Linked DNA regions of Mus musculus: region 2 is linked to region 1. The links are chromatin loops, found by intact Hi-C in ENCODE. Cell type or tissue: heart. All regions are shown on one strand. Links, peaks and the distances in the headings refer to the core of each region. The heading gives the core; the rest is flanking DNA.

The links. Peaks named below come from ENCODE experiments on the same cell type or tissue, not always from the same donor. Only the 100,000 strongest peaks of a DNase experiment are listed, where the experiment ranks them.
Region 2: a loop joins it to region 1, with 11 times the contacts of the local background. A loop is called at or near these places in 5 of 42 quality-filtered maps.

Annotation. Positions count from the first base shown.
Region 1 is chr11:120,179,046-120,193,896 of GRCm38, forward strand. 2810410L24Rik (RIKEN cDNA 2810410L24 gene) reads right to left here and starts at 10,811. Exons shown (of 3, transcript NR_030682.1): 1 at 10,395-10,811; 2 at 9,444-9,631; 3 at 7,605-8,706. It also overlaps Gm9734. In heart, for the core only: CTCF peaks have their summits at 6,399 and 10,162; DNase peaks (open chromatin) are centred at 5,446, 6,106, 10,196, 11,046 and 3 weaker places; H3K4me3 peaks cover 6,869 bases; H3K27ac peaks cover 8,000 bases.
Region 2 is chr11:120,342,857-120,357,707 of GRCm38, forward strand. It overlaps Actg1 (actin, gamma, cytoplasmic 1), which reads right to left and starts at 5,639. Exons shown (of 6, transcript NM_009609.3): 1 at 5,569-5,639; 2 at 5,113-5,241; 3 at 4,780-5,019; 4 at 4,055-4,493; 5 at 3,781-3,962; 6 at 2,831-3,677. The coding sequence starts at 5,235. The coding sequence ends at 3,534. It overlaps Mir6935 (microRNA 6935), which reads right to left and starts at 4,557; the gene lies at 4,494-4,557. 0610009L18Rik (RIKEN cDNA 0610009L18 gene) reads left to right here and starts at 5,822. Exons shown (of 2, transcript NR_038126.1): 1 at 5,822-6,006; 2 at 7,901-8,334. In heart, for the core only: a CTCF peak has its summit at 7,681; DNase peaks (open chromatin) are centred at 5,745, 6,845, 7,535, 8,075 and 7 weaker places; H3K4me3 peaks cover 6,059 bases; H3K27ac peaks cover 6,781 bases.

The sequences.
Region 1 (14,851 bases), core at 3,197-11,196:
CCTCTCCCCATGTCCCTATGCTTCATAGCAGGCAGACTTTGGGGGTACTGTCATCCTCGGGCATAGTATCTAGATTCCCGACATGAAAACTTTCCAATCTTTGAATTGGGAATAATTGTAATAAACAGATGGTCCCAGGCTAATGTTGATTTGACCTAAGAATTTTGTCTTCTGCTAGGCGGTGGTGGTGCACACCTTTGATCCCAGCACTCAGGAGACAGAGGCACATGAGTCTCTCAGTTCGAGGCCAGCCTGATCTCCAGAGTAAGTTCTAGGACAGCCAGGCTACACAGAAAAATCCTGTCCCAAAAACTCGAAAAGAAGAAGAAAGAGGATTTTGTCTTCTTGCTGGTGTGAAAGTGTGACACATTCAGAAGCTGCACTTTGAATTTTGACCTTTCCCTGACTTTTGCTAAGAGGTCTAATCCTGAGGACTGGAGAGGTGGCTCAGTGGTTAAGAGAATTTACTGCTCTTACGGAGAATGCTAGTTCAGTTTCCAGCACCCACGTGGCAGCTCACAACTGTAACCCCATCTGTCGCTCCAGTTTCCCAAGCCCTAGGATCTGCTGACTCAGGAGCCCCCGGTGCTTCAGCTACAGTGGCTGCTCAAGCAAGCCTGTTAGCATGGGGTGGGGGTGGGGGGCACCTGAGCCTGTCTTCTGCTGTCTACCTCAGTTCCTGAGTTGCCTCAAACATCCCAGCACTGCTCTCCTGTGTTTCAACATGGGAAAGCTATCCCTGAGCCCAGGATAGGTCAGAGAAGCCAGACAGGACTAAACACTAGTAACATGTAACATGTGGAGGTTTGGGGGAAGTCAGGGCCAAGGTGGGACACTGACCCCATGAGACACATAAGAGAAGGCTGAGAAGTGACCTTGATAATACAAGACAAGACAAGACAAGACAAGACAAGACAAGACAAGACAAGACACCTTAGGCAAGGCCAGAGGCTGGGTAAGGATAAGTAGTCACCGACATGGAAGAGGCTAGTCTGTGTTCTACAACCCACAGTGCTAAGATCTTCCAGTATTAGTGACTGAGGTTGCTGAATCTGCAGTTTCTCTCAGTGACAAGTGTCATTTTAGGGCTGGAGACACTGTCACCTGCAGGGACAGGATCTTCCAGGCCTGTTGCATAGATTCCTTCAGCCACGCAGGGGAAAGGGTGGGAAAGGAGCCACTGGACAGGGCATCTCAGTCAAGCCTAGTGGCATAGCATGAGAAATGGTCAGAACGCCTGTCTCACCCACGGGTCTCAGGCCCCAGAGCTGCCAGGTGGGGTGTGAGCGTTGTGTGTCGTGATGTCCTCCTTGGCCTGTCCAGCCTGGGAACTGTGGAAAGCTGGAGGTCCCAAGGCCGCAGGTGGTACTGGGCAGCAGAAAGGGGCTGAAAAAATGGTTTAACAGTTCACTGCTGCCCTTGCAGAGAATGGAGTTTGCTTCCAAGCAGCCGTGTCAGGTGGCTCACAACTGCGTGTAACTCTAGTTCACAGGATCTGATATCCTCTTCTGACCTCCACAGACCACACCACACACACACACACACACACACACACACACACACAAATAATAGATTTTTTTTTTTGGTTTGGTTTTTGTTGTTGATTTTTTTTCCCAGACAGGGTTTCTCTGTGTAGCTGTAGCTCTGGCTGTCCTGGAACTCACTCTGTAGGCCACGCTGGCCTCGAACTCACAGAAAGATCCATCTGTCTTTGCAACTCAAGTGCTGGGCTTAAAGGCATGTGCCACCACTGCCCAGCAATAAAGCTTTTTTTTTTTAAAGATTTATTTTATTTTATGTATATGAGTACACTGTAGCTGTAGATGGTTGTGAGCCTTCATGAATTGAATTCAGACCCTTCTTAATACAGCCAGCCCCATTCGCTCTGACCCAAAGATTTTATTTATTATTATATCTAAGTACCCTGTAGCTGTCTTCAGACACACCAGAAGAGGGTGTCAGATCTCATTACGGATGGTTGTGAGCCACCATATGGTTGCTGGGCATTGAACTCAGGACCTCTGGAAGAGCAGTCAGTGCTCTTAGCCACTGAGCCATCTCTCCAGCCCCAGCTTTTTTTTTTTTTTTTTTAAGAAGAGATATGTCAGGTGTAATGAGGACTCTAATCTTTAAGATTGTATCATGCAAAAGACTGTATTTCTCAGTCGGACAGACCTACTTCAAATCCTACTGTGTGACCTTGGCCAAATAACTGACCTACTCTGTATTTATGTACAGTGATATGTCTCTGTAGCAGAGCAGCCACAGGGCCCTAAGTTCTGTTGATATGGATGTATCAAACCAACCACTTCTCAATGACAGCTTTCTCTTCCTTCACATCTGTATCCCCTGAGAGTGCCAGGGACATAGGCCTGGCACTCTCCAGAAAGCTGACACTCTGGGCTGCCACAAACCCAGAATATTCCAGGAAGGCTTGAGACTGCTTGTTCATGGCTGAGCCTGCAAACCAGAGGGCAAGCAAGCCTCTAGCCACACCTGATGCAATCTTCCTTCCTGCCTCCATGATCATGACCCAGCCCCTCCAGGGCCACACTTGCCAATGGGAGGCTGCACCCGGGCTACTCACATGCCTGAGGTTTGCCACTGTCTGTCCCCTAAAGGTTGACTCTGCTCTCTGGGAGAGTTCCAGATGGGGCCTGGAGAGCAGCTCGGCTGGCAGCAAGCAGAGCAGCCCGTCAGGAGGTGAGCAGGCCATCTTCATGCCTCAGAAGCCCTTCATCAGTAATCCTTCATTCATCCATCCATCCATCCATCCATCCATCCATCCATGCATCCACCCTTGACTCCACTAACAGAACAGTGTGTGTGTGTGTATGTGTGCTGGCCTAGAGTCCATTCCAAGTCTTCTTGGATGGCTCTTAGACCTCCTGAGTCAAAACTATTTAGGTTCTTTTATGTCCACTTCTGTGTTTTGAAGGCTAGACTGTCCAGATGTGTCCCTGAGAAACTGTCCCCGAGGATATAAAGGTGCATCCCGGAGTTGGCAAAGCAGCTGACAGCAAACCTATGTTGGGGACTCTGCTGTGGCTCACAAGAGCACTGAGAGGTGGCCACCTGAGCCTTATACACAACCTGGCCTCTGTTGGCTACACTGAGAGGCCCAGTGGACACTAATGTGTCAGGGATAGATCCCAAAATCTCTCTGGGGCTGCACTTCCTGCAGGACACCTGTCTCAGGAAGGAGGGCTAGGGTAGGGTGTGGGTGGCCTTATTCTTGGCTCTCATCAAGCTCCTTCTCTGGGGCCCAGCCCTCCCAAGCCTGGGGTTTTGTCAGGGTCCCCACTTTATCTTGCCGGTGGTGATGAGTTGCTTTCCTGGGTCAGTGAGAGAATCCACTGGAAGTACCCAAGATGGCCTGCTGACCCAGATCACATTGCCACGGAGCAGGCTGCCTGGCCCTGGGGCAGAGATGGCTGGACTCCTTCCCAAGCACTCCAGCCCCCACCCCCACCCCAATGTCACTGTGCCTAGCATTGGAGCTGCTGAACTGCTAAATTGCACAGGGGACTCCTCCCCGCTGGAAGATCTCCTTCATATTAATGGCTTTTCCAGGGTCCTCTCAGACACTCAGGCCCCCTCCCCCCAGCTGGCCTGATTAGCAATGAGTACAACACCAGGAAAATTATTAATTTTCATCCCTCAAGTTTACTTCTGGGAAAGTTTGCCAATTAACTTAGCACACCAAGACTCCCAGAGTGGAAGGGAAAAGGAGGCAAAGGCCCAGTCCAGCCCCTGGGGGAGGGGGAGCAGGTGGAGGATTCATCCTCTGGAACATGGAAGGTCAGACAAGGCCAAGGCCACCAGTCAGGAGGCTGCTCCTGCTCATAGACTGAGAAGGGTCAGGCTGCCTCGGTCCTGCTCCTTCAGGGCTCTGTGATATTCTGCAGATGTGGAGGGGGAGGGCCAGGTAGGGAGACAGAGGGATGGGCACCCTGGCTGGGATGGTTCTACAGATAGGTCTAGTGCTGGGTCTATAATACTGGAACAAGCAGCAGCTGAGATGCTATGTTATAACCTCCATGGCAGGATGCTTCAGGCCTGGAAGGGTGTCCCACCCAATAGTCCCCAGGTCTCACCCTTTATATTCTCTCTCTCTCTCTCTCTCTCTCTCTCTCTCTCTCTCTCTCTCTCTCTCTCTCTCTCCCTCTCTCTCTCTCTCTCTCTCTCTCCAATTAGAAACCAGGGGTCCCCTCTCTTCCAGCTAGGGAAGTCCCCGGCTCCATTCTCCAGTTCTTTTGTGCATACCTAGCATATCTAATGCTGGGCTAGGCTCTCCTGGGTGGCTCCCACCTGCTGAGGGGGTGGGAGGGGCCAGTTTGCTTTGGCTTTGTGACTGAAGTTTAAATGTTGCTGCCATTAGGGCTCATCTGGGTCTGTGTGTGGTTGGGGTGGGGTCAGAGGGTTTTGCTTCCTTCCTAACAAATCCAGGGAGAAGCCCAAACAGAGTGTGTGCTGAGAGTGAGGAGACCAAGCAGACACCTGAAGAGGCCATATGGGTTCCTAAGTCCCAGAAATGCATGTGGCATCCTGGCAGGGCAAAAGCCCCCGACGGAGACACCGCCATCTCTGGGAGACTAGAAGAATCAAATAGCCAATTTAGCCAAGAAGGGAATCTCAGGGCAGGGTGCTGTTGCTATTACCTGGTCAGACCCGACAGGTCTCTTACTATGTGTGTGTGTGTTGGGGGAGTGGGGGGAAGAGAAAGAGAGCTGTCCAGCTACTTCTGAACTGAGGGACCTGCCCAGCAGCCGGTAGAGTGGAGAAAGGCGAGCCACCTTACCCAAAGCCTGAATATCTGTTAGGCGCTGTCTTCCCCAGCTGTCTTCCGGATGCCTGGCTCAGGAATGCTACCCCAGGCTTGCAGGGCAAGCTGGAGAACAAGGCCCCTGAAAGGCCTTGCTTTGATTTTTTTTTTTTAAAAAGGCAGTCTATAGCAATCCCCTCTCGAGCTGCCTCAGGGAAGGGACGCCCCAGCATCCACGGTCCATCCTGCTACTCTGGTCTCTTGACCGCTGGTCGCTACCACCGAGCTGCAAAGACTCCCTACACCCAAGCTGTGGCTTTAAATTGCAAAGGGCATTTTATCTTTTTGTTACCACACAAGGGCGGCTTGTGAAGTATAATGCCCGACCAAGCCTTCTACAGCGTCTCTAGCAAAACTGACTCCCCTGTCCACTACAAACCTGGCAAAACGGAATTGTAAATAAGTTCACGGGCATGACAAGATGCCCGCTGTTGGCAATTCCGCAGGCATACAGACGGAGGGTCAGGTCAAAGGAATTCTGGGGACATGGGACACAAAGAGGACTCTGCTGCTAGGGGAAGATAGCTTCCCCATCCTGACCACACTGGACTGTGCAGGAAAGAAGGCAGAGGAGGAGGCCTGGGCTTGGCCGTGAGGATTGCACACACTCCCTACCCAGAAGGCCAGTCAGTCAGCCAGCTGGTCAGACTTCCACGATCCCTGCCACTCTCCCGGGTTCCTTGTCTCACTCGGGAAGTATCGAGGAGGACCAAGGCCTCTCTCCACACTATGGACATGCTGGAGTTTCCAGGGCTACACTGAGCCAGAGGCTGGGAATTCTGACTGTGGCTAGTAACCTGGGCTGCCAGTCTCCCTTAACAGACAAGGAGCCAGCAACTGTCCTCTTGGATCCACCGCTCAACGCTCCAAATGAGGGTAGGGTCAGTGACATTGGTGAACTGTAGGCAGAGGCCAGGCTTCTCAGGGAGGGGCCCTAAGAAGGACAAAAACTGAGCCAGAGTCCCTGGAAGGCCCTCTTCCCCTCCCCCCAGGTCTCTTAATCTTTAACTGCTTCAGGGCTAACCCTGACTCCTGAAACAAACAGGCCCAGCTCTTCCCAGTTCTAGGCACCTCCCTTAGGCTGGAAAGATATATCTGAAAGCAGGGCTGGAGCCGGGACCACGTGGAGCAGGCATAGTTAGGATGCTCCCGCGAATGCTGGAGGCACACCTAACTTTAACCCATTTTCTCCATTGAGAGCTTTGCCCGAAGAGTGGCCAGAGGCCAGCAGGCAGAGTGGAGCAAAGTGGACTTAGGACCCTGACTGGGGTCCGAAGGCCAAGAAGCAGACAGATCCGGGTAGGGGTGGCTCCAGCTTCAGTAAGAGGATATTGTGGTCCCTGGAGTAAGCAGGGGAGGGGGCTTCCTCTAGAAATCTGCTGGGCTATTGTTGCACTTTCCGAAACCGTGGAAGGTTTCCAGGAGGCAGTGACAACCCCAAATAATAATAATAACGCTCCTCCCCCAGCAGCAGGAATTCTGGAAAAAACAGCTGCTGCCGTTATCGCCCCAGGAAAAAACAAGGTCAGGCGCTGCAAAGATTTAATTTAAGGTGTGCCCCCGCCGCCTGTGGGCCACGCACCAGCACGCACGCGTCCTTGGAGCGCGGGGGTCGAGGCCTGTGGGAACCCGGAGGCACCCAGGCTGCCTCTGCATCCAGAGAGTCCAGCAAACCAGACCTAGCTCTAGAGGTCTCAGCGGGGAGTCTGGGGCGGCCCGCAGTCGCCTGGGGCCATCAGCGGACCTCACTCGGGCTGCTGGCTGCCCCGAGCTTCTGGGGGGCTAAATCAGTCTCCAACAAAGCACTCTGAAATGAGGGGCGCTGTCAGGAGAACATAGCCCGACCTTAATGAGAAGTGACGGCAGAGTGGGCCGCAGGCGCTGGCAGGCCAGGTCGGCTGGAGCCCAAAGACCCTTGTCCTTGTCGGCTGCGGCTTGTAGGGCTGGGCTCCCGGCGCTCAGGGGCGGGATGGCTGGGCTTGGAGAGCTGCTCGCGCCGTCCGCCGCCCAGTCCCCACCGACCACACTTGCTGAATACAGCTCGGGTGCGGCACTTGGAGCCGTCCGGGGCCAGCCCTGGGCACCGCCGCCTACAGAGCCTTGGTGGTGGCCTTGGGAGGAGAGGACAGACGCTTCACTCCACGCAGACTGGAGAGAGACAGCGCGCGCGCTGCGGCTCAAAGCATGCTTCCTTGGCGCTCCACGCCAGCCTGGGGAGGCTTTGAAGTCACCAGCATGGGCAGAAGAGTACCCGGAGATTCCCTGGACTGTGTTGGGAGTGTTCATATTCTTGACTACCAGATGGGAGGGTCTGGCCTGGCCCTCCAGGCCGCCAATCCACCGCCCGGGCCCGGGTCGCCTAAACTTCCAGGCAGAAACCAACCAACACCCATGATTCCCCTATTTCCCAAACTGGGGAATAAGGAGCAGGGGTTAGGAGAAAGGGGGAGGGGGGAGGGGGCAGGGTCGAACCCGTTGGTTTTTTACTTTAAAATTATATATTTTATGTCACAATCACTTTTCGTTAAGACCACAAGCATCCAATTTGGCTTGGCGTAATAAAATCAGCCGGAGCTCCCTTAAACGGAGCCATTGCAGAGAATTAAGTTGTGAAATCTAATCTATTATATCCATAAAGGAGAATGCTTTCATTGTAAATTCAGGTTATAAAGAAACTATACCTGGGCCGCCAGCCTCCCTTTCGGATCTGCTACTTGAAGGCTTATCAAATTACTGCAAAATGTTGGGCTCCCCTCTCTATCTCACGGCAACCAAAATTAAATGTGGCAACATTTCTTTAATACCTAAGATCGGAAACAACTGGTTCAACAATGGGATATAATTTTTAAGACACCTCCATTCGCGTCGGAAAGCACTCTACTCCCCCAATTAATTCAAGTTTTTAAAAACTCTAAAAGCACCACGACTCCGCAAGTGCTCAACTGTTCCGGCGGAGGGCTCTCGGGTGCAATCCCGGGTGGATCGCACGTGGACCGCACACACCCGTGGCTCGGACCCACAACAGCAGCGTGCGTCACACCTGCGGGACCAGCGCCTGGGAGCCTGGCTTCTACACCCCAGTCCCAGGCGCCCCGCTGGTTCCAGAAATGGCTGGACCAGACAAAGGAGTCGCCAAGGAGGGGTTAAGCTGCCCCTCACCCTTCTCAGAATACATCCTTCCAGGCAGCTGGAGCAAGGGAAACGTGGCACCCTAACATTTCTTTGGTTTTACAAACGGGTTTTGGATATTTGCTGCCCTTCCTGGGAGGGGGTTGGGCCCAGGTCGGTATCTCTCCCTCTGACACCTTCTTCCACTTCTGAAAATTAATTAACTCCGGGATTGGGCTGGGACGTCCTGGGCTGGACATAAGTGGGGGGGGGGGTCACCAAGGACTCTCCGTCCTCGATCCCAAAGAGGGGTGTCTGGGGGACGTCGAGGAGATCGATAAGTTTCTAGATTCCCAGGGAACTGGAGGACGTGGCTTTTGTCAGGCCTGCGAAAAAGATTTATGAGGCGCCGGCGGAGTGTTGGGCTGGCTTCGCCCTGGCGGCCAGCGCACCCCGTCTAATCTTTGATTTCCATCTAATTATTTTTTTTTCCTGCCTTCAACTCGGTGTCCGGAGAGGCGAACAAAGGGATGAGGGTGGGGGGTGGGGAGGCAGGCACTGGCGGTCCGGGGATCCCCACATAAAGTTGGAGCCCCCTGAACGTCCAAAGGCTCGAGCTCCGGTGAGCGTTCCGGGAGGCCTAGGGAGGTTACCCGACAGGAGCTGAGGCCACCGGAGACCCGCAGCAGGGCCTGGGTGGGCGTTGCAGTCCTCCGGTGCTGTTCAGAGCCGGAGCCCAGCGGGGTTTCTAGGGAAAGATCCGCAGAAAGGCCCTAGAGTGGAGGGAGAAGGGGTGGAGGCAGCTCTCCCCTAAATGCAATTAATCGGGGAATTGGGAGACAGGACAGCCCTCAGTAGAGGCGAAAGATGGAGGCAGGGTTCTTTTATCCCCAACCCCGTTCAGAAAAAAGGTTTGTCCAAGCGGGTGAGAGAAGGGCGCAACTTGAATTTTTCATGTTAGCCAGAGAGAAAAAAAAAATCCAAAATGGAAAATGATTTTATTGGTCACTACCCATAAGTCAAGTAAAAACAAGGATAATTAGAGAGTAGGGAATTCAGGGGCCATAAATCCGCGGCGCCTTCTCCACCGGCGTCGGAAGCTTTATGGCTTGTTGAGTTTTATTTTGAGAGAAAGGAAACACAGAGTTTTGGTGGAAGCGGGACTACCCACCAAGCGCCGCCCGGGCAGACGCGCGTAGCGAATTCGCCCCGGACTTTGGAAGGTGGCCACAATTAAGGATCGCTTTGTCCCAGAAAGAGGGACCTTCCCCCCGGCCGGGACCCTTCTCTCCTCGGCGGGATCCGTGCTCAACCAGACTCTGGGTAGGGAAGTCACACTCTTCCTCACCCCAACTACGACGAAGATGGATACTTGGTGTGCGTGGGGCCGGAAGTTTTTAAACGAGATTCCACTCGCAGCTTCCAAACGTCCACCTGGTGCTGCACGCTTGGGGGCCTTTTCTTCTAATTTAAGGGGTGGGAAGGATGGGACAAAAGAAAAACAACCCACCTTACTTTGCAATCTTCCTCAAAGAGACTGGGAGTACTTTTCATTCCATAGGGGTTTCTACCCCACCAGCCAGAGCCCCGTTTCTTCTTCTGAAATGGTCTTCTCACAAAGCCACCCTTAGCCGACACCGTGTAAAATCCCACTATCGGGTAAGCCAGTGGGGACGCTTCTGGCTCAGCTGCAGCTAACTTGGGAGAAAAGAAAGTGAATTCTTCAAGAACTTTAAAATAAAAGCGGCCCTTTCCCGGCAACTCGCGTCTAGCTTCGCCTTTGTTTTAAACACACATATAAAACCCTTGTCCTTCCTCGGAACGGGGGGCGGGGAGAACTGAGGGTCCACATTCAGAAGCGCTTTCCCCTTAAAAAATATTCTCGGAGGAGCTCTTTTGTTTGAAGTGGGTATGGGGGAGGGGACGGGGCCCGCTCCAGTTCAGCTACCAGGCTCTTAACAAACCACCACCAACAAAAAACCACAACTCTGAGGGTATCTCCTAACCCCGCAAATCTGGGGTTCCCGGATCCAGGAGGGATTCGTTCCTAGACACCCGGCGCGCAGCAGAAGCCAAGACCAGGTTTCCCTAAAGTAAACATCCCGGTTCAGAAAACGAGAATTCTAGGTTTCCGGGTTGGGGGATAACTGTATGAACCACTTCGAAACAGAGCCATCTTGCTGTAGTACCCATGGAGTCCTGGATGAATTTCGTGGGCCTCTGAAGAAAGTGACGCGCATTTCCACAGGAACTGGCTCCAAGCCCGTCTTACGGGTGGTGGAGAGCCCAGTAGGGATTCCAGAATACAGCTCAGGAGGCTACCCCGAGTTCGGCTACCGTCCCAGGACCCCTCAGAAAGACACGTTTGGTGCGAAAATCTCCTACACACCAGCTGGGTTTTTATTCCTTCCCTCCCCAGAGTGTGCTCTGGGCGCGCGGGAAACAAGGAAAAAGCACGTACCTGGCGGCGCTCTGAGGGCAGCCTCACCGGCCCTCCGTAGGCAAGGGAGCTCCCAGAAGCTACTCCCTATCCGGCTGGTCGACCCTAGGCCTGTCCCTCCATCCCTCCCTCCCTACCCGGCTGGTCGACCTCCGCCGAGCTAATTCTCCAGGAGGCAGGAGCGGGATACCCGGCCCGCCTTTCTGGAAATGGGATCCGTTTTTTAGCGCCAGGGCCCGCGCCAACGTCCAGGCCACCGTCGGCGCGCAGGGTTTCCCTAGTCCTTTGGATCAGCAGAGAGTGGGGCGGCCTGGACGCTGGGCTGCGGCTCGCGCACCAGCTCCCTGTTCCCGCGCGCCCTTCTGCATCCAGGCTCCGGCGTGTCCACGTTCCCAATCGCGAAAAGGGGACGAACTCTGAGCCCTCCGGGAAGAGAAGGCTGCAGCCGCAGTCCAGGAAAGAGCCCTAGGGCGGGAGGGGTGCAGGGCGGAGGGGCGGGAGAGCTACCAGCGCCCCACGGCCGCGGCCCTCGTGGGGGTGGGGAGGGCGCCCAGCCCCACCCACGTGGAGGCCCCCGCCCCGCCTCCATGAGGGCAGCGTCCCCGCCTGCCCCAGCGCCTCCGCCTAGCCCCGCCCCATCGCCTCCCGCAGCGGCCGCTCCCTTTGTCTGGGCAGCCGGTGCAAACCAATGGCATCGCGTGGGCGGTGCTCAGGTTGGCCAATAGATGATCCAGGAGGTGTGGCCGAAGAGGAGGGTCTATTTCCCCGAGAAGATACGGTAAACTGGTAAGCTTTTCAGGATCTGGGCTCTGAGGCCGAGAGTGTCTGCAGCTTCGAGCTGGCTCCGCCGTGGAATTACAAATTTTGGATTCCTTTCCACTATCTGGAAAGATGCCCCCAAATCCGGAAGGAAGTGTAAGGGAATCATATCTGGACTCTAGGGAGAGGAAGCCCCAGGGGATTTGATTTTAGAATGGCCCCTTGCACCCGGGACACGCAGTGCCTTGAACTTTGAAATTCAGGGTGTGCAACATCCCCAGAAGTCAGGAAGGTTCTCTGAGATCGAGTGGTAATAATGTGATGTTCAGCTTTCAAGGCGTCTCTGAGTTCAGGGGCAGAGGTGCATAGGCCCTCTCAGGAAGGACTACAGGATTGGGGGCCACTGCCCCAGGACCACCTTAGTGGGCAGCGACTCATTTGCTTTCTGAGCGGAGAAATATCGAGTGCTGAAAAATATTCAGGCTAAAGTGGACCACGGCCAGAGAGCTGTTGCTGGCTTGCCCCAGACAGACAGGGAAAGATACATCTCAAGTGTGCCCCAAGCCACGCCAGGGCAGCAAGTGCAGGAGACAAACAAGAGCCAAGCCATACCTACAGGAGCAGGCAGGTGTCTCCTCTTGAGTTCACCGCCTTGTCCTGGTCTCAGACCTGGAGGTGTTTCCCAACCTTTTCTCCCTTTCTGCATCTTGGCTCCAAGTGAAATCCGCAAACCAAGAAGAAAAGGAAAACAACCACCTGATGTAGGGGCTGTAATCTGGTGCCGCCGATGGTAAAATGAGCCCCGGAGGTAAATGAGGTACATTACAACCCTGGATTTGCAGGGCTCCACCTGAGCGCTATCAATCCCAGCATCTCCCAGGAGGTTGTCACAGAAGCTAACATCTAATTCCCTGTTGCTGAAGGCAGTACTCAGCCACCTTTATGGCTCTGTTTTGAAATTCCTCTTTTCAGAAGTCCAGGGATCCTGAGAGGGCCTGTAGCTAACTGAAGGGCAAGTTGCAGCACTCAGGATCTAGGACTTGTCCGGCTATGGTTGCAAACCACAGACGTGGTGATCAAATCGACCTTGAAGTTCAGCTCCCAGGGATTAAGCACCCCAGGGTGGACACAAACTGATTTTTTTTTTTTAGACCAAGAGGGATTGAATCAAGATAGTGGTCAAGATAATTCCTAATAGCCTCTCTTCCCACCCTCAAGCCCTAGAAATGATAGAAAAGTTTTAAAATCCATTACAACTAGAGAACAAGAAGAGTGCCTGGGAGACAAGTCAGGGCACTGCTCCTGCAAGAGGGAGCATGGGAGGGAAACTGCTGGCCGGCAGGAGGGCTCCAAGGAGAGCCTCTCAGAGGAAACTGTGGAATTCTGGGATCTCTGTCAGGGTGATGGGTGGGAGTCTGTGGAGACAATCTCTTCCTGGGCTGTGCTCAGTGGACTGAAACTAAGCAGATGCCCTGGAGAGTCATATGTGAAGGAGTTCTCTTGGCCTTAGAGCCTCCACTGAGGTTCTCAGCAGCACAGGAGGCCCAGTGCATAGAGACTGGACTACTGGATGGGAACACTGATGGGAGCACTGAACAGTACAGAGCAGCACAAGTTAGAACCACTGGCCCTGGCTGCAGAATTGGCTCGGTGATTAAGAGCACTTGTCTAGCACTTGCAGAGGACCTGGGTTTGAGTCTCAGTAGTTACATTGTATAGGAGTACACCATTGCTCTCTTCAGACACACCAGAAGAGGGCATCAGACCCCATTGCTGGGAATTGAACTCAGGACCTCTGGCAGAGCAGTCAGTGCTCATAAAGACTCAGTAGCTACATTGTGATTCACAACTGTCTGTAACTCCAGTCCCAGGAGAATCTGGTGTCCTCTTCTGACCTCTGCAGAAGTTGAAGGACCCTGGCCATTCTTTTCACAAGAAATCTTGGGCTTGGCTTGTGCTGTCTATTCCCAGAGAATGTGTGTTCAGGCAATTAAACTTAGTTAATTTAGTTTAAATTTATCTTAAGTATCTGAGCCTAGTTCTTGATTTCATATCTACTTCTTTTTTGTTTTTGTTTTGTTTTGTTTTCCGAGACAGGGTTTCTCTGTGTACCCCTGGCTGACCTAGAACTCACTCTGTAAACCAGGCTGGCCTCGAGCTCAGAAATCCGCCTGCCTCTGCCTCCTGAGCGCAGGGATTAACGGCTCATGTCTACTTCTTTACTACAAGTGTAAGGAGCCCTGCCCGTCCTCCTGACTTTGGGTTTGGCAATATGGCTCCCTCTGGCACATGGGATTGTTACCAGATGTGAAGTGGATAAAGTTTGAAATGTGCTAGCGAGGTCAGCCTTATTATATTGGGTGCCAAGGAGCCAGGATGAGGAGATAGTCTATTGGGAGAATAAATGGGGTGGATCTGGTCTCAGGAGGAGAGAGCATCCCAGAGCAAACCTCAGTCCCTCGGGACACTGTAAGCCATGTTCTGAGGCTCTCTAAGCAGCATGGTTGTGACAGCTGACTGGAATGGCTGTCCTGACTAATACAGAAGTGGACAGAAGGAGCCCTGGGTAGAAGGAACCCTGGGTTGTGGATGACAGGGAAACTAAGGAGGTAGAAATAGTGACATTTTCCCTGGCTACCCTGCAGCAAACTAGGAGAAACGGAGAAGCCTGTCACCTGCCACCTGCAGAAATCGAGGCCAGGTATAACGAAGGTTGCTTAGAACTGTGGAGTCTCAGGTTGAAAGGGCTACTGTTTAAATCCCCCAAATATGTAGGAAAAGTGGTCATTATTGTTTTGAGAACAATGATGAAGAAAACTTGGTCCAGGAAAAGGACATAGATCTGGTTGGGCAAGATGGCTGGCTCCACAGGTAAAAGTACCTAGTGGCAAGCTTAATGACCTGAGTTTGTCCCTGGGATCCACATAGAGAAGGAGAGAACTGATTCTCACAAACTGTCCTTTGACTTCCACATAGATGCCATGGAACTTGTGTGTGCACAAGTGCATGTGGGGACACACACACACACACACACACACACACAGGGCTTAGGCCTATAACAGCCTCAGAGTACTAACCAGATTACAGGGCTGGAAGGGCAACAGCTAACTCAACGTGTCCCCAGCCAGTTGGAGAGACTGTACTTGAGTGAAGCCAAGCTTCAGGCACAATCCTGTCCCTGGAGACAGAATAGCATTTTTTTTTTTTAATTTGTTTGAGGATGTGGGTACTCACAGATATCTGGAGGCCAGAAGAAAGACTACTAAGTTTCTACCTTTCCATTCAAGTTTTTCCTTCTCATGGAGACTCTGGCTGGGGTACAAACCCAACACAATGTGGCAGATACAATGCGAATCTGTTTCAAGCACACACAAGCCTATCTGATGTCCTCTTCCCACACTGAGTGCAGACAGCCACTCCCAAGTGTCCCATGGATGATGGCAGGGAAGCCATCACCTCGGAGACTCCTTGGCGGTGTGGAGTGCCAGCCTGGAAGTTGTTCTACTTGCTTTGGGGTGTCCAGAAAGAACAAACTGTTGCTAATGTGATGGGCAGTCAAGTAGGTGTCTACTAGATAATAGAGATTTAGCCTGAGCTAACACAGGAAAGAGTGAGTTTTCAAAGCACACGGAATATTATAAAAGCACTGGTAACATTTTCAGAGAGAAAATTGTAACAGGAATGCAGCCAAGTAAAGTGGCACCCAAAAGGCTAAGGTC
Region 2 (14,851 bases), core at 2,156-10,155, 160 kb after region 1:
TAAGGCAAGAGGACTCGGTTCAAGCCCAGCGTGGGCTGCACACTAAAAGTGGTTAAGTTTGAGACCAGCTGGGCTGCAGTGAGATCCTGTCCCAAGAAACAAACAGCAAAACAATCCCCCACAGCTCAAATATTACTCCCCCAATCTCAAACATTTTTTTCCTTTCACTTTGTTCTGACCAATATAACCCTGGTTTTTATGCTGGGCAGCCTTTACCCTCAGCACTAGGGAGGTAGAGGCAGGCGGATCTTTGAGTTTGAGGCCAACCTGGTCTACAGAGTGAGTTCCGGGACAGCCAGGGCTACACAGAGAAACCCTGCCTCGAAAACAAACAGCAAAGATAGATAGATAGATAGATAGATAGATAGATAGATAGATAGATAGATAGATAGAGATGATAGAGATAAGTAGAGAGAGAACATTTAAAAAAAAAAGAAAGAAGAAAAAAGAAAACCAAAACCAGGTCAGGCTCGGGCTAGAATGAGCACTGGTGCATTGGCATTGGTGAAGGGTTAGAATACTGAGTCACCCTATTCCAAGCCTGAGCCTGATCACCTCTTTAAGGAGCACTTAACGATCTCTGATGAGCTAGTAGTATGCTCTTGCCAAATAAAACTAAGTAAATTAAAACTGTTTGGTGTGACCATGTTCTGTCATCTTACAAATGTATATTCAAGGCTGACTTTGTGCCAGGTGTGATGGTGACACCAGACCTGGGTCTCTATGAATCTAAGGAGACAGACTGGCTGATTAACTTTTAGGTAGTCTGGAGCTGGCAGGAAAGATCTACATCAGAAACCAGCAGGCAGTGAGGGCTGGCTGGGGATGGAGCAGGGGCATCACCAAGGCCAGTGCTCCAGGCCGGGAAAGGCATTTCATTTTCTGGATTGTCAGATATAGAGTCCACTTCAGAGGTTCCAGTCCATCCAGTTTTATCTGCCTGCCTGTCTGTCCGTCCATCCTCTGTCTATCTATATTATACTTTGCCCTACCTTCCTCCTCAGGTGCCCTATTCTGTCCAAGACATTCCAGCGGCCCAAGCCGATCTAGTCACCATCAGGCAGATAGTCCAAGGTGAGTTCCAGTGGCCAAGGTTGTCTCTCATCACAGGCCAGGGACCTTCGGCCAAGCTGGGCTCCCAGAAGCAACATAGTGTGAACTAGGGTTGGTGTTGAAGGTAGGAGTCTTAGCTTCTGGGGCTGGGGCCTCAGTATCTCTTCATGTTGCTACTTAGCTGTCTAGACTCTTTTTGTCTGTAATGCTGTATCTTTAAATGTATTTATTTCCAGGACAGGTCTTTCCCTGTAGCCCTGGCTGTCCTGGAACTCTGTTGACCAGGGGCTGGCCTCCAACTCAGAGAGATCCACCTCCCCCTGCCCCCAGAGGGCTGGGATTAAAGGTGTGCACCACTGCCTGGCTTATTGTGTGTATGTATGTGTGAGGGGGGTTATTTTGTTTAGACAGGGTCTCACTTTGTAGCCCTAGCTGGCCTGGAGTTTACTCTGTAGACCAGGTTGGCCTCAAACTCAAGAGATCCACCTGCCCCTACCTTCCCAGTGCAATCACACTCAGTTTTTAAAATGTTTTAAAATTATTTTGGGGTTGTTTTTATTTATTCACAGGATTTCTCTGTATAACTGTTAGCTGTCCTGGAACTCACTCTGTAGAACAGGCTGGCCTTGAACTCAGCCTCTGCCTCCCAAGTATTGGGATTAAAGGCATGCGCCACCACTGCCTGGCTAAAATTATTTTGTTAATGTGTGTTTGCCTAGATGAATTTATATGCAACGATTTATATGCAACAGTTCTTGCAGGAGCCCAGAAGCCAGAAAAGGGCATGGGGTGCCCTGGAACTAGAGTTACAGGTACTGAGAACTAGGTTCTCTACTCTTAACCACTCTCCAGTCCCACCAACCCCCATCCACTTTAAAAAAACAAAAAACAAACGAACAAACAAACAAACAGGGTCTCAGGGAGGCCTGGCTGAATTCACTGCATATATAAAAATGACTTTTGAGGGGCTGGAGAGATGGCTCAGCGGGTAAGAGCACCCTTCGGAAGAGCAGTCTTCCGAAGGTCCGGAGTTCAAATCCCAGCAACCACATGGTGGCTCACAACTATCCATAAGGAGATCTGACTCCCTCTTCTGGAGTGTCTGAAGACAGCTACAGTGTACTTACATATAAATAAATCTAAAAGACTTTTTAATTCCTGATCCTGTCACCTCCACTTGAGTTGCTAACGGGCATGCCAGCATGCTCAATTCAGGTGGTTCCTGGAACTCAACCTAGGGCCTGGCAAGCACTCAGCTCCAACATCTATTGAAATGCATCTCTAGCCCTAATTCCAGAGCCTCATCACCCTAGACTGTTCCCATTGAGCAGCCAAACCCTAACCCTGTGCTGACAGCACCACCTTTGGATAACCAGTCTTACCAGGTTGTCTATGTGGCTAAGCTTCATTCCTGTATAGAGGAATAATGTTGCATGGCCTCTTAAAGGCTGCAATTGTTAAGACATCTAGGTTACTTCTCTTTTGACCATGGCTACATTCCTTACTTGTTCATGACTTGATAACACCAGAGCTGCCTGCTCTCCTCACCAATGCTTCTGTGTGAGGCCCTTCATTGTGGCTGCCTGTCTGGCCTAATTCCTTACCCTTTGAGAATGTGGCAGGGAGTGAACAATCTGCTCCAAGCATGGCTGGCTTTAAGCTGGGGTACAGGCTTTCTTACCAATGGGAAGGCTTTCTGCTGCTAGGCAACCAGACACACCTTTCCATTTCCCAACTCCACCCTACCCCACAGCCCTGTGCCAAACCAGAAAAACAATGGTCAGTTACTGCAGCACTTTTATTTCTTTACACAATGACGTGTTGCTGGGGCCTAATGTTCTCATTGAACAGTAGAAAACCAAAATTTGTCATTTCTTAAAGAATTGAGTACAAAAAACCTTACATAAATTAAAGAATGAATACATTTACAGGTGTCGATGCAAACGTTCCCAACTCAAGGCAACTAACAACCGATGGTGGTCAGGAGGGAAGAAACCAGAACTGAAACTGGGTCCTAAGGCTCGGACTTTCCCACCCTGTTAGACTGGCAAGAAGGAGTGGTAACTGGTTCAGGAACCCTTGCCAGCCTCAGGAAATCCTGGAAGTCTGCTGTTGGTTAATACCCTGCACAGATCACTCAGTGGTGCTCACAGAGATCCACCAGGCTGGGGCTTTCTCATCTACAGCGTGCTCTCCCCAGCCCCCAAGTGACCGAGCCACATGAACTAAGGACTAAATCAAGATATGCACAGGGTATTAAACATATACCAAGGGAGCAGTTAACTTGAATACAAGGTCAAAAATCAGCAACAAGTTCTACGATCCAGTGCTGATATCAGATACAAGCTTCAAGGACAAATTTCTTTTCAAAGGCTTATTCCAGTTTCATGAGGCTAGCATGAGGTGTGTACATTTGCCAGGGCAAATTGATACTTCAATATCAGCTCATGCAGCAGATGCCTGGCACCTGCTCAGTCCATCTAGAAGCATTTGCGGTGGACGATGGAGGGGCCTGACTCATCATACTCCTGCTTGCTGATCCACATCTGCTGGAAGGTGGACAGTGAGGCCAGAATGGAGCCACCGATCCAGACTGAGTACTTGCGCTCAGGGGGAGCAATGATCTGTGGAGGAAAAACACTGAATGAGCACTCATGCCCTTCCTGTGGGTCCCACTTCCCAGCCACAGGTCCTAAGGCCAGCTCAGGCCGGGTGGTAGCCACTCACCTTAATCTTCATCGTGCTAGGTGCTAGGGCTGTGATCTCCTTCTGCATCCTGTCAGCAATGCCTGGGTACATGGTGGTACCACCAGACAGCACTGTATTGGCATACAGGTCTTTGCGGATATCCACATCACACTTCATGATGGAGTTGAAAGTGGTCTCATGGATACCACAGGACTCCATGCCTAGGGAACAGAGCTCATTTAGCCACTACATTCTGTGTGTTCCATCCCTTCTGAGAGCCCCTTGGCTCCTAAATCATGTTGTGGACACCTACCCAGGAAGGAAGGCTGGAAGAGTGCCTCCGGACACCGGAACCGCTCATTGCCAATGGTGATCACCTGCCCGTCGGGCAGCTCGTAACTCTTCTCCAAGGAGGAAGATGATGCAGCAGTAGCCATTTCTTGCTCAAAATCCAGGGCAACATAGCACAGCTTCTCCTTTATGTCACGAACAATTTCCCTCTCAGCAGTGGTGGTAAAGCTGTAGCCCCGTTCAGTCAGGATCTTCATGAGGTAGTCTGTCAGGTCCCGGCCAGCCAGGTCCAGACGCAAGATGGCGTGGGGAAGGGCGTAGCCCTCATAGATGGGCACTGTGTGTGTGACCCCGTCACCAGAGTCCATGACAATGCCAGTGGTGCGCCCAGATGCATACAAGGACAGCACCGCCTGAATGGCCACGTACATGGCTGGGGTATTGAAGGTTTCAAACATTATCTGTGGAAAGACAAAGAACACCTGAGTGAGTGAGTAGCAGGGGCCCTGAGCCTCCCACACCCACACTCTGCATGCTGCATGCCACAAATGTGATGTGTGAAGAAAAAAAGAACAGAACGCAAGCAGAAACGCAAACAGAAACCTGGAGGCTTCAGGGAGGAAATGCCAGGAGAAGAGGAACAGAACCCTAGAAACACCAAAGAAACGCTTGAATGTCAGGAAATGAGGCACAACACAAAATGACTCGTCACGCCCAAGGGGAGGCAAGGTCCCGGCTCAAGCATACCTGCGTCATCTTCTCTCTGTTAGCTTTGGGGTTCAGGGGGGCCTCGGTCAGAAGCACCGGGTGCTCCTCAGGAGCCACACGCAGCTCATTGTAGAAGGTGTGGTGCCAGATCTTCTCCATGTCGTCCCAGTTAGTGACAATGCCGTGTTCGATAGGGTACTTCAGGGTCAGGATACCCCTCTTGCTCTGGGCCTCGTCACCCACGTATGAGTCTTTCTGGCCCATGCCCACCATGACGCCCTGCGAGAGAAAAGGCCGCGGTCAGACTCGCCCCACCCACCGCGCGACCCGGGCCCAGAGAGAACACAAGGGAGGCCACTCCTCTCAACTAACCTGGTGTCGGGGGCGCCCTACGATGGAAGGGAACACGGCCCTGGGGGCGTCGTCGCCAGCAAAGCCGGCTTTGCACATGCCGGAGCCATTGTCAATGACGAGTGCGGCGATTTCTTCTTCCATTGCGATCTGCGCAGGAAGAAGCCCCGGAATTAGCGCAGCCCTCACCGAACTCAGAAAATGTCCTCGGCCAGGGCCGAGCCACCCCGGAGGAGTGCAGTCCCCACCCCGGGCGGCGTAACCGTCGGCTACCGGCAGCGCCCCGTTCCGCCGCGGCGAGGAGGGGCTGCGCATTGCGTCGGGCCCCGCCCTGCCCCCAGCCGCGGCTGCAGACCCAGGCCCACCCGTCAGGCGCCCTGCGCTCCGCTCCGCTCCGCAGCGGTGCGGCAGGCAGGGTGAGCGGGAAGAAAGGGCCACAGGAAGTCACTGGGCCAAGCCCGGGGAGCGGCAGCTTACCGGCGAAGGACGCGGCGGCGACGGAGGAGCGGCAAGAAGCGCAGTGTAAGCCGGCGGCGGAGTGTGAGACCGACCGCGGCCTCCCCCGCCGCTATTTAAGCGGGAGCGGGCCGCGCGCGCGGGCGGGGGCGCGCGCGGCCCCAGAACATGTCCATATATGGCGATCTTTCCAAAAGCCGGGCGCCTATTGGCCCGCCCGCCAGGGACACGTGGGGCCCGGGCCCGCCCGCCCCTGGCCCGCGCCGCCGCCAACGGCCCCGCCCGCGCCGCCCCCGCGCGCTCGCGACCCCGGGAGGCCCGGTTCTTGCTCGCGGGGGTCTCGGCGAGTGGCGTGCGTGCGATCGGCCCTGCCCTGCCCCGGGACTGCCGCGTAGCAGGGAGGGCCCGGGCTGCGCCCCGAAACTGCCAAGCCCGGGGCGGGCCGCGCCCCGATCTGGGGTGAGTCCCGTGGCCCCCGCCCCTATGTGAATCCTGTGCCCCGCACACCCCCCAGGACCTTTCTCTACAGGGTCCGTGTGTGCCTGGCTGGGGACGGGCTGGAGGGATTCCCGGGGGTCCGGGGAGCGGCCATCACATCCCAGTCACGTGGGAGAGGGTCACCAGTTCTTCCACTTCAGCCATGTCCCTTTATTGGAGGAGGGGTCGTCACGGGGTTGGGTGTCCCTGGGCATCAAAGAAGGTGGTGGTGGTGGTGTGAGTGGGCATTGTGTTATGCTGGCTTTGCGGGACACATTGTAGGGAAACTGAGGCAGGGGAAGTCTCCCGACTTTCAGGATGGTCCAGCCCCGCCCCCCGCGTGGGTCAGCTGGCGAGACTCCTCTCCACTGATTATGAAGTCCGGGTCAAACTGGTTTTGGGCACAGAATGCTTAGGCCTTAGTCCCCTCCGGACAGGCGTGGGGGGCGGGCCGGCCTCGCTGCCCTTCTCCCGGCTGTTTGGAAACTTGTCACCCTTAGCAGGGTCGTGGCGCTGCCGTCCTAGATGGTGCCTGAAGAGAAAGCTGGCACGGGAGTTAACCGGGTTTTATTTGTAAGCTTCTGGAATGGTTCATTGTGGAATGAAGCGGAGGGTAGCAGTGAGGTGAGGGACTCCAAGGTCACAGGGCACAGAGCTTGATTCGAGCAGGTACGGGGTGCCACTCCCACCCTATGCACAGGCGCTCTCAGGCAGCCCTGCAAGGTCAGCTCCCCATCTGAGACATGAACACAAGACCCAGGGGGACCAAGCAGCCTGCCCTGCTTACCTGCTGGCCATAAACCCGTGCCAACACTCAGTCACCTTTTGTGCAACATCAGGCCTAGAAAGAAGGGCGCTGGCCCTGTGGTTGTACAGAGGTGCCTGTCAAATGGGAGCACCACCCATGAGGGGGATGCAGGGCTGGACCTCCAGGACCCCACCATGAGCCTACAGGAGCTAACAGCTAACTAACACTTGTAGGTGGGGGTGAGAGTCGTGGGGAAAGTGGAAGGTTTCGGTGAGCACTCACACCTCTGACACGCCCATGGCTACCCAAGAAGTACTGCCGGGGGCCTGGCCCTCAAATCCGAGCCTTCTCTTAAGACGCCTTTGTCTGCTTGTGTGCAGAAGGCGCTGCGAGCACGGAACGGCCATGTAAGGCCGGGTTCCCCCGGCGGGGGCGCCTTGTCCCGCCGCGGGACCAAGGTGCAACTCAGGTGTGCGGGTGGGGGCAGGGGCGGCGGGCGGCGCGCGGCCATATTTGGCGATTTCGACCCGCGCTCCGCCCGCCGCCGGGAGGCCAGTGGCCGCCCTGAGTCACGGGGGCGGACGTAACGGACGGGGCGCCGGGCCGCGCTCCTCGCCTTATTTAGTCAAGCAGGCTACCCATTGGCCCGCAGGACAAAGGCGGTTCCGGCCGGTGCGCGCGGAGACCCTCGCCTGTGCGCTTGGGATCCGAGACGCAGCCCTCCCTGGGGACGCGGGGGAGGGGTAGCCCCAGCCCCGCCGGAGCGGAGCCGCAGCCCGGCCTCCTAACGCGGTGCACGAGAAGGAGGCGCTGTGATTTGTCAGTTTTGCAACTGGGCAGTGTGAGGGAGGCCTCGCCCAAGGTCAGGTCCGGGCTGTTCTTGCCTGCTGTGGAAGTTGGCGGCCCCACCCCACTTGGAGCAGGAATTGAGAATGCCTGGCTTCCGTGAGCCTGCAGGCCAGGGCTGCAGGCTCACGATTGCAGGGCTGCCAGAAGTGGGCGTGTCTCCGTTGTAAAGAAAGACTCAGTCTAGAGAAATGATAAAAAACATTTTTCCTTTGCTGGCTTTGGTCGGCTTTTATTGTGACGTTGTTGCATCTTATTTCATATTCCGGTGGATTAATGCAGCAGTTGAAGAGTTGGGGAGATTTACTGCAGGCTGGCTCCATCCGACACCCTCCCAGGTGGTCACTGCAACCTGTCACTTCCTTCTCCCTGCGGCCACTTTGGATTCCCCGGAGAGTCCGGTCACCTCTGTGCTTGGTACCTGGATCCTCCAGCAAGGCTCCGCCCACCAAGGCACTTCATACTCACTTTCTCCTTGTTAGGCAACGGGAACGAGAAACATGGTCTCCACTGTTCCTGCCCTCAGGGGTGTCAACCTAACCTTAGAACAGAAGAGAGTGAAAAGGCCGGGAGCATCAGGCCAGGTTTGGAATGTATGCCAAGGTTACCCTCAGTAAGGGAGCTGACGTTACAGTGTAATGAGTGAACTCCTCTGATGTCTTTGAAACTTTTAAGTAAACCTAAAAGCCCAGAATAAAAAGGGAACTGTAAAAGTCTGAGGAGCTCAACGTCTAAATAACTGGAGTCCACGTTCCTGTCTAGGCCTTTGCAGACACATCACATGCAGGTGGGGACATCTTGTCTGTGCCGAGAGGTACAGGTCTGGCCTTTCCACTGGAAGGGAGGCAGTAAACCGAGGGTGAGTCTGAGCCAGCCTCGGGTGGCAGAAGCCAGGACACATTACAACCATGAAGGTCAAGGGTCTGCACACATGAAACAAAGTGTGTTGGCCAACAAACAGAGCCTCCCCACCCACCCTTAGGAAGGGCATCTGCCCGGCTGGAGGAGGTTCCCAGCTGCTCCGAGGTGTGCCCAGCCACTTAGTGCACCTGTGTCAGACCTGAGGCTGACTAGGCAGGCCTGCCTGCCTAGGCCTTGGCCTGATCTCAAAGATTCGCTCCACCTCGGCTGGGTGTGGTGGCCCACACCTTTGAATCATTACTCTAGCAGCAGAGGCAGGCAGATCTCTTGTGAGTTCAAAGCTCACCTGGTGTACACAGTGACTTCCAGAACAGCCTGGGCTACATAGAGAAAACTGTCTCAAAAAAGAGAAAGCTCTTCTCTCAGGACCTTGCTCCCTGTTATGCCCACTAAGCCGCTCCAGCACCCAGGGACCATCTGTTCCTCACTGCTGTGGTGAGATGTGGATGTGGTAAGTGGTCTGAGAAAGTGTGTCCAAGGGCTGGCTGCCTCCTCCTGAGAGACATGCACCTCCTAAAGCTGATAGCCCCCTTGCAGCTCTTACCCACTTTCTGCACAACAAGAGGCAGATCCTGCAGCCACCTCTAGTCCTCTGACCAGCCCCGCTTGTCTGTACCTGCTTCCAGTTCAGCTTTCATTTTAGCAGGCTGGCCACCCCAGTCAGGTTTCTGATCTGTTCCATCCATGCTCTGCGCACCTTGGTGTCACTGACTGGGTTCCACCTCTGCCACTGACTGCCCCCACCCCCAGGCCCATGGACTGGAGGCTTCTGTTTATACCCACTGAGTAGCTAGCCACAGAAACTCCATCGTGGGCTGGTGAGATGGCTCAGCAGGTAAGAGCACTGACTGCTCTTCCAACGGTGTTGAGTTCAAATCCCAGCAACCACATGGTGGCTCACAACCACCCGTAATGAGATCTGACGCTCTCTTCTGGTGCGGCTGAAGACAGCTATAGTGTACTTATTTATAATAAATCTTTGGGCCGGGTGTGGTGGCACACACCTTTATCCCAGCACTCAAGAGGCAGAGGCAGGTGGATTTCTGAGTTCGAGGCCAGCCTGGTCTACAGAGTGAGTTCTAGGACAGCCAGGGCTATACAGAGAAACCCTGTCTCAAAAAAAAAAAACCCAAAAAATAAATAAATCTTTGAGCCTGAATGCACAGGGCTGACCGGAGCAAGCAGAGGTCCTAAAAATCAATTCCCAACAACCACATGAAGGCTCACAACCATCTGTACAGCTACAGTGTGCTCCTAGACATAAATCTTTAAACAAAGAAGCTCTGTCCTTTATGAAGCTGGATGTGGTGCACATGGCAGGAAGCCAAAGGAAGGGAGAGGGAAGGCTTCTCAGCTCAGGAGGTGGCAGCGGAAGTGAGCAGGGCCTGGACAACCGAGCAAGTGGGGCAGACCCGGTTCCCACTTCCATCGTGATCCTAAAATGCAGGGTTTGGAGCTGTGGAGAGAAAGAATCCCCCAATCCAAGCTCTAGTGATCCCAGATGGGCAAGGAGCAGCTACCCAGGAGGTGGGACAGGGAAATACACAGGTCAGCCAGACCTCCTGCTTTAGCATGGAGTAGCCTACAGAGCTAGTGTGGCTCAGGGCCTGTGTACCACCCTCAGGAAGTGGACACAGCGTCTGACTGGGAGCCAGGTCAGGGCTGGACAAGGGCAGAATGCTGGTGCTCTGGACGGTCTGTACCCTGCCACTGCCCCAGCAGTCATGGAGGTAGGCAGAGGCTAGGCTGGAGTTCTGCGGGTCACTCTGACCCTGCCATTACCCCTCCCGGGGCGGGGCTCGGGGGTCAGGGGAGGAAGGTGTGACCCGGGCGAGCTCAGTGAAAGTGTCTGGACTAAAGGACTAAATCCAGTGTGTGGCCCGCTACAGTAGTGAGTAGACCATTCATCCCCCTTCAAGCCTCTGGCCACCCGCATCCTTGGAGCCCAGTCCGCAGTCCATTTCGCTCATTGGGTCCTCAGCATATGAGGCTGAGAGTTCGGGAAGGCCACCTCAAACTTCAGACAGGAGGAAAGAGCCACCTTCCAGCTCCACCACCACCCACCCCACCACCACCACCACCCCCTTGAGTCCAAATCCTGGGGCGGAGCAGGAGAACGCTGGGCCGGTACTATGCGCGCAGCTGTCCCAGGTGGTTGGATGCTGGGGCAGTGACCTTGGGGTTCGAGCCTGGGTACAGGGCCCAGCAGATGGCGCCCCTGGCATGGCCCCTGCGGGAGGCAGGTCAGTGGCGGCCAGTGTCATTCCTATGTGGACCGCCAGGTGGGTCCGGCTACTGCCACTTAGTGAGGGGTGCAGCACACCTGCGGTTCCAAGTCCTCCTCACCCTAAAGGCCAAGAGGGACCAGGAAACTACTAACCAGGCAGGGCTAGGGCGGACCCACCGCTGAGTCATCTCCGATAGGGGAACCCAGGCAGGGCTGCGGCCAAGCGGCGGGTGACCTCAGCTGGTGCTGACGCACGGGGAGGAGGTGGGGTTGGTGCAGCCAGCACCCAGAACAACAGATGAGGAAAGAACAGGTTCACTGCCAGATAGGACCGGCCCAATGGATGTCTGGGAGCAAATACTCAGAGACCCCAAAGTACAGACAACCGTGACCTGGCTTGTCTGTCTACTATTGTGGGAGGTTAGCTCCCAGCTTTCCTGCCTTGCACTTCCTGGGTGTCACTGGGTTATACCATCACGGAGCCACCTAATAACTGTCATTTCTAGGAAAAGGAAAAGGGTGGATACGAGTAGAGAGAAGGTAGGTGCAGGTCACAGAACAGGAAGTGGCTCAGATTCGGGGTTAGTGTCGTCATCCCCCCCACCCCACCCCCTGCCCCATCCCCAAGAGTCAAAAGCTTTATTTTTTTTCCACCTCTTTACCTTTTGTTTTTGACTTATTTATTTTTGTTTTTCGGAACAGGGTTTCTCTGTGTAGCCCTGGCTGTCCTGGAACTCACTCTGTAGACCAGGCTGGCCTCGAACTCAGAAATCCGCCTGCCTCTGCCTCCCCGAGTGCTGGGCTTAAAGGCATGCGCCACCACGCCGGGCTGTTTTTTATTTTTGAGACAAGGTCTTGCTATGCAGTTGCTCTGTAGACCAGGCTGGCTGCAAAGTCATATTAAGCTTTAGGATTAAAGTCAGCACCACCCCTCCTCATTGTCGTGTTTCCAGAGACAGTGTTTCTCTGTGTAGCCCTGGTTGTCCTGGAACCTGCTTAGTAGACCACTAACATCAAACCCAGAGATCTGCCTGCCTCTGCCTCCCCAGTGCTGTGATTACAGGTGTACACCACCACACCTGGCCTGAAATTTTTCATTTTTAAACTTTATTTTGATGTAATGTCAAATATAACTGTTTTTAAATGTGTTGTAACTGACAGATTAGGTTCGTTGTCTCTTGTCATTTCTGAGCCATATACAAGGTGGTCCAGCATGCTGCTCTCGTGCCTTACAACACAGCAGCAAACGTCCTTGACAGTAGCCTGCATAGAGGCTGTACGTCGGGGATGACTTTTGCCCAATAGTATTCTCGAGTGTTTTTTTATAGATATAACCCAGGATCACTGCATTTTATTGCCATCAGCACTCATACTTTTAATTCCCAAGACCTCTCATTCTGTGACTATTCATAAAATTAGCTACAGGTGCTGAGACTGCAGCGGGTATCCAGTGCCAGGGCAGAGAGATGACTCAGCAGTTGGGAGTTCCCACTGCTCTTCCAGAGGACCTGAGTTTAACTGGCATCACTCATCCTGGGAGACTCACAACTCCCTGTTAGAATACCATGCGTGTCACACACACACACACACACACACACACACACACACACACACACACACACACACTCACATGCGAGACCTTTTAAGTTGGAGAACAAGCCAGTAAGCAGGACTCCATGGCTTCTGCTTTCTTTTCTGCCTTTGGGTTCCTTCCTTGATGCCTGCCCTGACTTCTCTGGATGATGGCCTCTCAGCTGTGAGATGAAATGAATCCCTCCCTCCCCAAGTTGCTTTTGGTCATTGTACTGGCTGGTTTTTCGTAAACTTGACATAGGCTGGAGTTATCAGAGAAAGGAGCCTCCCCCGAGGAAATGCCTCCATGAGATCCAGCTGTAAGGCATTTTCTCAGTTAGTGATAAGAGGGGAGGGCCCATTGTGGGTGGGGCCATCCCTGGGCTGGTAGTCCTGGGTTCTATAAAAAAGCAAGCCAATAAGTAATATTTCTCCATGGCCTCTGCTTCAGCTCCTGCTTCCTGACCTGCTTTAGTGATGAACAGTAATGTGGAAGTGTAAGCTAAATAAACCCGTTCCTCCCCAACTTGCTTCTTGGTCATGATGTTTGTGCAGGAATAGAAACCCTGACTACAACAGTCATGTTGTTTATTACAGCAGTAAGACAAATGGATTGCAGCATAGACGAGTGCCAATGTTCCCAGCACTTGGGAAGTGGGGATAGGGAGAGATCTCTGGAGCCTGCTGACCAACCAGTCAGTCTGAATCAGTGAGCTCCAGGTGGAAGGCCCAGACTCAAAAAGTTATGTGGGGGAGGCTGGAGATGTGGCTCAGCGGTTAAGAGAGCACTGACTGCTCTTCCAGAGATCCTGAGTTCAATTCCCAGCAACCACATGGTGGCTCACAACCATCTGTAATGGGATCTGATGCCGTCTTCTGGTGTGTCTGAAGATGGCTACAGTGTACCCATATACATTAAATAAATAATATCTAAAAAAAAAAAACTTATGTGGGGGCAGATGAGATGGCTTAGCAGAGAAGACATCTTTTGAGAAAATGTGACCTGAGTTTGATCCACACAACCAATGTAGAGGTGGAAGGAGAAAACTGAGCCCACAAAGTTGTTCTCTCACATGCACACGGGCATGCTAAGTTAATAAGTAAATACATAAAGGGAAAGATGGAGAGCGATCGAAAGGCATCCAGTACAAAAGATACATACACACACATTAAACGTGCCGTGCCTGTGACTGACTCGAGGAGGGCTGAGGTCTTGGTGACCTGAGCTCTGCTGCCGTTGTCGCTGTGTCTCGGCATGCTTGGACCTATGTGTGAACAGAAATGGTAAGTTCTCAGGAAAGCTGGGGCAGAGGCTGCCTTGGCCCCCTAGTGTTGAAGACTCAGGGTTGTCAAGGTCTGTGTGTATCCGTCTTCTCCTCCTTGAATCCTACACATTCTGGGTTGCAGATGTCGCAGGTTCCCTCCTTCGCTCAGGTCTGAGTGTTGAGGGATGGATGGCCTAGTGGTCACAGACTTCCTCTGACACCCTCCATTCCTCTTGGCGACTCTTGGCCTTACTGGAGCCTTGGATTTTCTGACATGACAGAGCCTTCTTCTCTCCCTTGCTGTAGCTTGTGAGGCATTACGACGGTGCCTTATGGTTTTACAAGCAGCGAGAGCCAGGAGATATTATGGCATCTGCTTGTGAGAGGGACTAGGGTAGCCAAGGAGTGACATACACGAGATGTTTCAGTCCCTTTCTGTACTCTGAAGGCCCTGGGGATCCATCCAAGGGCCTCACGCCTGACAGATAGAGAAAGGCTCTGTCACTGACAGACAGCAACAACAGAAACAGGTATTTTAGCCAGATGTATCTTTACACGCCTGTAATTGCAACCCTGGGAGGCAGAAGCAGGAGGATCTTGAGTTGGAGGCTAGTCTATAGGACACAGAGAAATCCTGTCTTCAAAACAACAAAAAGAGAGGCCTTGGGCTGGAGAAATGGCTCAGTGGTTAAGAGCACTGACTGCTCTTCCGAAGGTGCTGAGTTCAAATCCCAGTAACCACAACCATCTGTAATGAGATCTGCCGCCCTCTTCTGGTGCATCTGAAGACAGCTACAGTGTACTTAGATATAATAATAAATACATCTTTTTTAAAAAAAAGATGCAGCCGGGCATGGTGGCGCACACCTTTAAGCCCAGTACTCGGGAGGCAGAGGCAGGTGGATTTCTGAGTTCGAGGCCAGCCTGGTCTACAGAGTGAGTTCCAGGACAGCCAGGGCTATACAGAGAAAATCTGTCTTAAAGAAAAAGAAAAAAAGAAAGGCCTTGAATTTGAAAGAGAGCAAGGTGTGTGTATGTGTGTGTGTGTGTGTGTGTGTGTCAGGGAGCTACATGGAAAGGTTTGGAGGGAGGAAAGGGGTGGAAGAAATTATGTTATTATATTACGATCTGAAAAATAAAGGAAAACAGCAACAAGGAGATTGCAGGTGCTTCAGTAAGCCCCCGCCTAGGCTGGGGTCAGGTAGGTTGTGGGGGAAGAGTGAGAAAGGGGATGGGTGAGATGAGGTG